2 separate regions of the Mus musculus genome follow, and region 1 is linked to region 2. The links are chromatin contacts, found by Hi-C or POLR2A ChIA-PET in ENCODE. All regions are on one chromosome and are shown on one strand. The core of a region is the stretch at or near the end of the contact, and the rest is flanking DNA. Distances in the headings are between cores, read along the strand shown. Region 1 overlaps Dctn2 (dynactin 2). Region 2 holds the start of Slc26a10 (solute carrier family 26, member 10).

Region 1 (4,626 bases), core at 1,167-3,666, 100 kb before region 2:
GCCTTGCCTCTCCCTCTGAGTCTGGGGCAGCCTCCCCCTTCTCCATTCCTTAGCCACAGTTTATTTGGTGTGCTGGCGGGGGGAGGACAGCCTCCTCCTGAGCCCCTGTTGCCCCCGCCAGGGGGGCCTGGCCCTCCCTCAGCCCCAGGCGAGCCCGAAGGGCCTTCACTCTTGGTGGCTTCTCTGCTTTCACCACCCCCTTCCGACCTCCTCCCGCCTCCTTCTGCACCCCCTAGCAATCTCCTTGCCTCTTTTCTGCCCCTGTTGGCCCTGGGCCCCACAGCTGGGGATGGGGAAGGCTCTGCAGAGGGAGCTGGGGGTCCAAATGGGGAGCCATTTTCAGGTTTGGGAGACCTGCCCCCCCTATTATTTCCCCCACTTTCAGCCCCACCCACCCTCATAGCTTTAAATTCTGCGCTGCTGGCTGCCAGCCTGGATCCCCCTTCGGGGACACCCCCCCAGGTAAGACCCAGGGTATGAGCTGGTGGGGCAGAATAAGAATTAAATCAGGCTGGGCTCTTCTCTGGGGAAGACTCAGTCTTGGCTGGGGTAGGGTGGGTGCAAGAAGGGCGCACCCCTACTTCACCCAAAGTCTTAGTCAAACAATGCATATGGAGGTGCTGCTGTACGCCTGTCCGACACTTCACTACACGCTTAACCATTCTTCGTCTTAGCCCTGTGTCCTGAGTGCCCCCCAACCTGGACCACCTACCTCCAGTGTCACCACGGCAACTACTGACCCGGGGGCCTCCTCTCTGGGCAAGGCCCCCTCCAACTCAGGGAGACCCCAACTTCTTAGCCCTCTGCTGAGTGCCAGCCTGCTGGGTGAGTGGCATGAGACAAGCAGTCCAAACTGGGAAGTTTCCTCTGACCATTGGGTAACCCTGAAGAGAGTATGGGTCTGCTCAGCCTGTGAAGGAGAGGCTCTATGTACCCTTTCTCAGCAGGTGATCTGTCTTCACTGGCCAGCAGCCCTGGAGCCCTCCCCAGCCTGTTGCAGCCTCCTGGCCCTCTTCTTTCCAGCCAGTTAGGGCTGCAGCTCCTCCCTGGGGGGGGAGCGCCTCCCGCCCTGTCAGAGGCTTCTAGTCCCCTAGCCTGCCTGCTACAGAGTCTCCAGGTAAGAGGATGGGTCTCTGTCAGGAAGAAAGTATTTCCTAAGCCTGGGAAGGTTTTCTGAGTACAGAGGACTGTGGTTGAAATAGAGATGTTTTTGCCAGCAGATCCCTCCAGAGCAGCCAGACGCCCCCTGTCTGCCCCCCGAGAGCCCCGCCTCAGCCCTCGAACCGGAGCCTGCCCGGCCTCCCCTCAGTGCCTTAGCCCCACCCCATGCTTCTCCTGACCCCCCAGTCCCCGAGCTGCTCACTGGGAGGGGGTCAGGGAAACGGGGCCGGAGGGGAGGAGGGGGACTTAGGGGCATTAACGGTGAGACCAGGCCAGGCAGAGGCCGAAAGCCGGGCAGCCGCCGAGAGCCTGGCCGGCTAGCACTCAAGTGGGGGACACGTGGTGGCTTCAATGGACAAATGGAACGGTCCCCAAGAAGGACTCACCATTGGCAGCATAATGGGGAGCTAGCGGAAGGGGGTGCTGAGCCCAAGGATCCACCCCTTCCTGGGACCCATTCTGAGGACCTTAAGGTAGGTGTCCTGATGTAAGGTTCAGGTACTGGGCTCGAGTGCGCGTCTCCCTTTCCACACACACTATCCATCTTTCCTCAGGTGCCCCCGGGGATAGTCAGAAAGTCTCGTCGTGGCCGGAGGAGAAAATACAAGTGAGTGTGAGGCCCACCCTGCGCCACCTATTTGTTGGGACTAGAAAAGTGTCCTCAGTGCCATCTGTTTCTGTGGTATTAGGGATCAACCCAGGGCCTGTGCATGTTAGGCCAAGTGTTGTACTACTGAACCATATAGACCCCTGGTCCCAAATAGTGGCTTGCTTTTCAAAAATGGCAGATACTTGAATATGAATAAGGACATTGTGCCTTTACTATCCAAATGTAGAAGTCTCTCACCAGCCTTCTGAAATTCACCTGGTGCTCGGGAGCTGCTCCTGATCATCTGTGCCCTTATTGCAGCCCTGCCCGGAACAGCAGCAGCTCCCGCCAGGACGTGACCTTGGAACCCAGCCCTACAACGCGAGTAAGTGCGGCTTGGAGGTGTGGGGGTTAGAGCCAAGAGTGGAAGGTTAGCGTGGTGGGGAGAAAGACTCCTGTTACCTCAGCTAACTGATCACTTCTTTCGACTTCTCTTATACAGGCAGCTGTCCCTTTGCCTCCCCGGGCCCGCCCTGGACGTCCTGCCAAAAATAAGAGGAGGAAACTGGCCCCATAGCAGCCATACCTGGAGCTGGAATCTGACCCTGACTGGGGAGAGCTGAGTGCTGAGCCTTGGGAGCCCCTGCCAGCCACGTGCACCTGTGGACAGTGGGTGGGGCACTACTCCCCACTCAGAGCACAAATGCAACCCCTCCCCTACAAATCCCATCCTGAGCCATTGCAGGGGTAGGGAAGCTCACCCCTCCCCCCCAAAGCCATGTCACTGAAGAGGCCTGGGGGGTGGTATATGGCCCCTCCCCATCAGGCGCTAAGGGGACACCCCTTCCCCAGGTCTTTTATTTGTTTAAGTTATTTTTGCACAAATGACTCTTTTATATTTAATTCGACTTCATTGCCTCCCTTCTTAAAGCTAGCAGGCTCAGTTTACAAACCTGTGAGCTACTGTTGGCTGCTGCCCTCCTTCCCAGTGAAAGGTACAGAGCAATAAGCATCATGCATCTCCCCGATTCCCACTAGCACCCCTCTGCCTCTGGCTCAGGTTGCTCAAAGCACAGATCCCCTCTTATCCCTGTCCCCAGGACCGAAACACATAGCCTCATTTCAAAGCGTAGCCAGGTTCCCTCTGCTTTCCTCTGGGATATGGAAAGGGGGCCAAGAGGACTTTGGATCTCTCCTCCATACACACTACACTGGCCCTTCTCCCCATCAAGCGCTCAGAGACGGTGTGACGATGCCACTGGGGGTTATGCAGCGTGGTCCAGCCGGAGCGGCCAGCATGACCAGCTGTCCAGGGGCTGCCTCCTGCCTTTTTTTTTGTAAAGACAAGACCCTTGGGAGTTTTCATTCTGTTTTGTACTTGCCCTGTGGGGCCTCCACTGCTTTTCTATGGGAGACACTCTTAATTTAACAGATGAGAATATTTTGAAACTCTGGTTCTGACTCTGTACTCATTTTTTTATTTAGCTCTTCGGTAAGAACAGATTACAGCTGAAATAGTCTCATAATAGTGTGGCTTAGACTGTTAACGTTATGCACGTCTCTCAGTGCTGCCTCTCCGAAATCCAGGAACACAGCAGAGACTCCACGGTACAACAGCATTTAATGGTCAGAGACAGTTGTACAGTGTTAGACTCGGCCAGAGACAGACGTTAGAGGACGGGATCCAGTCCCTCTCCCACAGCAGGCAAAGCACTTACTGGACGGGAACTGCATGTGGCTGGGCCCACAACCTCATCCAATAAGAGCCCCCAGCTCCCACTCTGTTTGTCGGGAGGGTGTGTACCCCACATGCAAGAACCCTTGCCCTTGTCAGGTGGGCTGGGGCTGTGAGTGACCCTGTGGAAGGGTCTGACAAAGTTCAGGGGCAAGGGTCATCCCCGCTCCCCAGCTCCCAGTGATGCTCACTTTCCCAGCCTCTTCATCCGAGCATCAATGCTGGCAAAGTTCCCCTCAACTGTGGCCAAGTTTTCACGCATCGTTGTCTGCACCTATAAAGGGGCAAGAACAGTCTATCAGAGTCTATCCGAGATGAGGAACACCCAGAAGAAACTCTCTCTCTTTTTTCGAGACTTTATCTGTGTAGCCCTGGCTGTCCTGGAACTCTGTAGACCAGGCTGGCCTCGAACTCAGAAATCTGCCTGCCTCTGCCTCCCAAGTGCTGGGGTTAAAGGCGTGTACCACTACTGCCCGGCGAAGAATCTCTCTTTTAGAAAAAGAGAAACAGATAGACTAAGATCTATCTAAGTTGCTAGAGTGCTTGCCTAGCAAGCATAAAGCCCTGGTGCAATCCCCAGCTGCACATAAACCCCATGCACTCCAGGTAGAGTGGCCGGCCCTTTAATCCCAGCATTGGAAGGCAGAGGCAGATGGAGCCATCTCTGTGAATCTGAGTCCAGTTTGGATCAGATTCAGTTTGCAACCAGTGTTTACACAAACACACCTAGGCCATAGGGTCTGGAGGGGTGTCTCAGAGGTTAAGAGCACTGGCTGTTCTTCCAGAGGGTCCAGGTTCAATTCCCAGCACCCACGTGGGATACATGAGAATTGTTTTTAAAACAGAAACACAGCTTTGGGTCTCTGGTTTTGAGAGGGGTGGGTGGGTGAGTGGGCGGATAGGTAAAGAAGTGTTTGTAGCAGCAGTTTTCAAGCAACCCTCTGAGTGCTGTGGACTTAGGTCAGGGTCTACATGACTCATACTCTGACCCTCTCCACCTTCAGAGCTGTTCACTTACTTTACCCTGACTATACCCCACCCCACCCCACCCCACCTTCAGAGCTGTTCACTTATTTTATGGAAGGACAGACAGCAAAGAAGACTTCGATGAGATTAAGTCTTCATGGGTTCAGATTTTTAG
Region 2 (4,568 bases), core at 1,141-3,640:
TGACCCTCTGACTTGAATCTTCCTTCAGGCTCTCAGTGATACCCCCCAGACTCCTCATGACTCTCCAGCCCTTCCCACTGTGAACACTCCTCCCTGTCAGGCCAGGCTCGCCAAGCTGGATGAAGATGAGCTGTAACCCCAAAAGTGCAGTGCTATTGGCGCAGGCATGATTCCTCAATGAATTTGGAGGGGGAATCCTGGAAATGTGCCAGAATCCATCCTCCATGATGTATAGAGGATGGGAGAGACTGGGCCTGAAAGGACTCTTTTCTGCCCAAGGGACACAGGATCCGTCAGTTCCACTCCCTGCATGCACCACGACCCACTCAAATGGAGGATATGGAGGAGCTTGGAGGGAGGATGAGGGCAGGGACCAGATAGAAATTATTGGCCTGGGTTGTGATTTTGTTTTCGAGTTTTCTTGTGAATAAAAGTTTTGCTATATCACTGAGGTTGTTGTCTTGGGAGGGAGATGGCGAGGCTGCCGTGGGAATGGGTTGTTAAAGTGGCATAGAAGAAGTCTGCTGGCTGCAGTCATTTGAGGAGGGCCCTGGTGATAAGAAGAGGGTAAAGCTGGATGTGTGGCGCACACCTTTAATCCCAGCACCTGGGAGGCAGGGGCAGGCGGATCTCTGAGTTGGAGGCCAGACTGGTCTACTGAGTGAGACCCTCCCTCAAAAACAATAGAATGAGAATGTTAGAAGATAAGAGACCTCTATCTTTGCCCTTCACCTCTAATCAATTGTAGCATCTCTCACTCCAGACCTCAGGCTTAGGGAAAATCTTAATATCTCTTAATGTATTCTCCCCTTTATTCAGGGCCCTGGGTTCTAGATCTATCCTTTGGTTCAGACTCCACCAGAAGGCTCACTGTTCTCTGACCCCCTACCACTCACAGTATCTAGATCTAAAAGCACAAAACACCCCGGGTACCTTTCCTCTGAGCATCCATGCTCTGCTGAAGAATGGGAGGATGGAGCAGCTCTGGAGTCCTCTTTGCCATCTTGAGGGAAAGGGGTAAGGTGTGTGCACGCTGAGTAGGAATAGATTCTTTAAATTCGGAGCTAATGTGGAGAGCTGAAGATGTCTGCCCCTCCCAGCTTCTGGCACAGCCTCTGGAACAGAGACAGGCAAGTGTGTGGAGACCCATATGACTGCCTCTGGGTCCCTATGTATCTGTGTGTCCACCGTGTCCGTCAGTCCCCTGGGCTCAGTCACGTGCACTGGGGCTTCCTCAGCAGACAATAGACTACTGGGGTGGGGGGTGGGGGGGGGGAGATATGGGAGCCTCAGGTCTCTGTGGCTGACAATGAGGGGAGGGATCTTTAAGGGGGGGACAGGACGTGAAGCCCAGATAAGATTTCTGGGGAACAATAGGAGGAATTGAAGAAGAGAGGCCCACCCTCTCTGGACCCCACCCTGGGCTTTGGGGTCAGGGACTGGGGGAACCACAGGGTGATGGGGGTGCCGAAGCATCTCTGAGTGGATGACGGCAAACAGTGAAATCCTGGGGCCCAGAACCTTTGTGTCTCTTCAGGGGTACATGAGGTGGGTGGCTGGACCCTTCATGCTCCTGCGGCAGCCAGGCCCACCACTGCCAGTGGTGACAAGGTGCCCAAGGCAGCAACGGGCAGCGGTTCCAGCAGCACACGGCATGCCCTTAGTTTAATCGTGTACTTCTAAATGCCTACTTGGAGAATAACACTGGATGTAAGGAACAGTATTAGAGGACTTTGGGGCTCCTAACAAATAGATAAAAATGTCTTTGTTAATTCAGTCTTTCCCCTAAATCAAACCCAGCCATCTGCATTAGAGAGGGTGGAGTGGGTCCCTGTCCCTGTCCCATTCACCATGCACCCTGTCGCATTCACCATGCTTATAAAACAGTAAGGCCTCTTGTACTTTACTGGGGCAAGTTTGCCACATGAGGAATGGGATTTGAGTGGGGAATCCCAACTGGCTGTGAATTTTGTGCTCCAGCAGTGGTGGTGGTGGTGGTGGTGGTGAGAATGCAGAGGCTCAGGGAAAGAAGACCTGTGACCCAAAAGGAACCAGCTCTGTCTTTGCTCAAAGTGCAAATGAAGAAAAAAAAAATGCCTCCCAGTCCCTGAGAAGCGAAGCGATGAGGGTCACTGGAAGTGACTGTGGGTCTCTTATCTCCCTATGGTTCCTCAACATCCTCACAGCAGGCCCCCAGGTTCTTAGGCAGAGCTAAGAAAGGATATCTGAGGAAACGCCTAACACAGGGACTTTTTCCACCCAAGCCTGACCCAAGGAGGTACTCTAGAGAGTACTCCCTACAGGTCCGGATTGGACCCTGCTTTATAGAGGCGGGCTCAGAGCTGATGGAACAGAGGGTATTTAAGACCAGGAGATGCTGCAGGGGGCCAAGGACAAAATGAGTGGGCCACTTGCCTCTGGGACCTGCTCAGATCCGGAAGAGGTTTCTGACCTTAAGTCTCCGCTGAGCTCAAGGTTCAGAGAACCTCTCACCCACGCTCGGTTCCAGGAGCTCTTCGGGGGCGCAGAGCCGGAGCCGGAGCTGCCAGCGGAGCCCTGCCTACCCTGCTTGTGCAGGCTGCGGAGGAGGCGAGCCAGCGCCTGTTCTGGGCCGGGGGCGTGGCGCGTGCTGCTGGCACGGCTGCCCCCGCTGCGTTGGCTGCCCCAATACCGCTGGCGAGCCTGGCTGCTCGGAGATGCTGTGGCTGGAGTAACCGTGGGCGTTGTGCACGTGCCCCAGGGTAAGAGTCCCCAACTTCAGCCCGTTGGAATTCCAAGTTATGGGGGGCTTTCAGGGCAGGGCCCTGGGAAGCTGAGAGTCCAGCAGTGATGTGGAGGACTTGTGTCCCTGCATGGGGGAGGATCAGAGAGGAGGAGCTTGAGGTTCGGTTTGAGAGGACTAAGGGACTCCATCATAATTCCCCACCCCCATCCCTCCACATCTGTGCAATTCTGCGAGATATACTGGACTCTGTTCTGCCTCAGAGAATTGTAGAGAGGCACAAAACCTGCCACCCAGGACGTGGGCAAGGATCTGTGACCTTGTCAGCCTCACGACCTCCCACTGAGGCCCATTAATTAACCTTTCCGTTCCCTCCGGGGCCATGATTGATAGTATCTGGTGTCAACCCAAGAGTGTTGGGAAGGGCAGTATCTGGAGGTTGTGCACCCCACCATCCCCACCCTCATCCCATCCCCACCCCACCCCACCCCGATTCCTTCTACTTTTCTACCAGGCATGGCTTTTGCCCTCCTGACCTCGGTGCCCCCGGTGTTCGGACTCTACACGTCTTTCTTTCCTGTTCTCATCTACAGTTTACTGGGCACTGGGAGACACCTGTCCACTGGTGAGTGGCCACACTGCTCATGACTTTGCTTCTCTTTGGGATGAAAATAGACAGGGACTTGAGGCATACCCTCATCCCTTGAGATAGGGTCTCATTTTATAGTCTTAGCTGGTCTGAAGCTCCCCACAGACCAGGTGGTCTTAAACTCAGAGATCCTGCCTCTGCCACTTGCGTGCTGGGATTAAAAGCAGGGGTCAAACACACCTTAGCAAGGCTGCTACTTGGAAGCTTTGGGGCTGTATTCCCCTCTGCCCCCTTCCCTCTCCTACTTGCCACCTCTCTTGGGATCCACAACCCATTTCCACCCCCTTTGCACAGAACTCTGTCGCCTCCCTAGGCTTGTTGGAGTGGGTATAGAGGCGACAGTTTACAAGGATCTCCTTGTCCCCTGTGACATTTGGTTAAAAGAAACAACTTGAAGGGACCATGACCTTGAAGGGAAAGAGGTGCACAGTGGCTCACGGTCCAGTGAGAGCGTGAGGAAGGGGCACTTTTTTTTTTTTTTTTTTTTTTTTTTTTTTTTTTTTGCCAGTGGGTACACTCTTTTCTCCTTGCCCACTGGTTCCATGGGTGCGCTCTTCCGCATCGGTTCCTGGCTGCTGCACCAGCTCGTGATCCTAAGGTCTTCTAAGAGAGCGGATGGGACGCATGTGAGACTCCAGAACTGTGCGAGTCACGGCTGCTGCTCTGCCCCAGGCTGCACGAATGCTAATCTCTGCATTTGGCCCATGACTGCAGGAACTTTCGCAGTACTCAGTCTAATGACCGGTTCTGTAGTCGAGAGGGTGGTGCCCGAACCCCTCGCGGGGAACCTCAGTGGAATCGAAAGGGAGCAACTGGAAGCTCGGAGAGTTGGGGCGGCAGCCGCTGTGGCCTTCGGGAGTGGGGCGCTAATGGTAAGCGAGGACTCGACCCGGGTGAGGACCTTAGATGAATCCACCGAAAAGGACCAACACAATTGTGCCAGAGGATAGAGGGGAGGATAAAAACACCATTGAACTTGGCTTCCAGTCCGGAGTGGCAGATATATCGTGGGGAAGCTGGTGCACTGTGCGGGCTGGTCTGTTGGAGGTTTCGCACCACGCCCCGACCCCACCTGTCGCCGCCTTCTCTACAGCTGGGGATGTTCGTGCTGCAGCTTGGTGTCCTGTCCACCTTTCTATCGGAGCCTGTGATCAAGGCGCTGACCAGCGGGGCCGCGCTGCACGTGCTGGTGTCCCA

Evidence for each region. Hi-C counts contacts between places; a loop is a spot of excess contacts on that map. ChIA-PET counts read pairs that join two places held with the same protein, here RNA polymerase II (POLR2A).
Region 1: a map of regulatory T cell shows a loop between it and region 2 (2.1-fold over the local background). The contact joins the enhancer-like site here to the promoter of Slc26a10 in region 2. A Hi-C loop is called at or near these places in 1 of 37 maps with a recorded cell type or tissue (regulatory T cell). POLR2A ChIA-PET finds 5 or more read pairs at or near these places in 4 of 5 experiments (Patski and embryonic stem cell).

Annotation. Positions count from the first base shown.
Region 1 is chr10:127,280,534-127,285,159 of GRCm38, reverse strand. Dctn2 (dynactin 2) reads right to left here. Exons shown (of 14, transcript NM_027151.2): 14 at 3,201-3,759. The coding sequence ends at 3,673. Mbd6 (methyl-CpG binding domain protein 6) reads left to right here. Exons shown (of 13, transcript NM_001347171.1): 7 at 1-462; 8 at 675-825; 9 at 948-1,117; 10 at 1,221-1,634; 11 at 1,716-1,768; 12 at 2,072-2,135; 13 at 2,253-3,204. The coding sequence ends at 2,327. Among named protein-coding and RNA genes, the nearest start is that of Mbd6, 6.2 kb to the left of the region's middle. Within about 2 kb of position 2,416, at least 1 of the 3 ENCODE cell types and tissues checked has a DNase peak (open chromatin) inside an H3K27ac peak, as active enhancers do.
Region 2 is chr10:127,178,404-127,182,971 of GRCm38, reverse strand. Slc26a10 (solute carrier family 26, member 10) reads left to right here and starts at 2,390. Exons shown (of 18, transcript NM_177615.4): 1 at 2,390-2,741; 2 at 3,237-3,347; 3 at 4,086-4,243; 4 at 4,465-4,568. The coding sequence starts at 2,399. It overlaps Arhgef25 (Rho guanine nucleotide exchange factor (GEF) 25), which reads left to right. Exons shown (of 15, transcript NM_001358557.1): 15 at 29-451. The coding sequence ends at 136.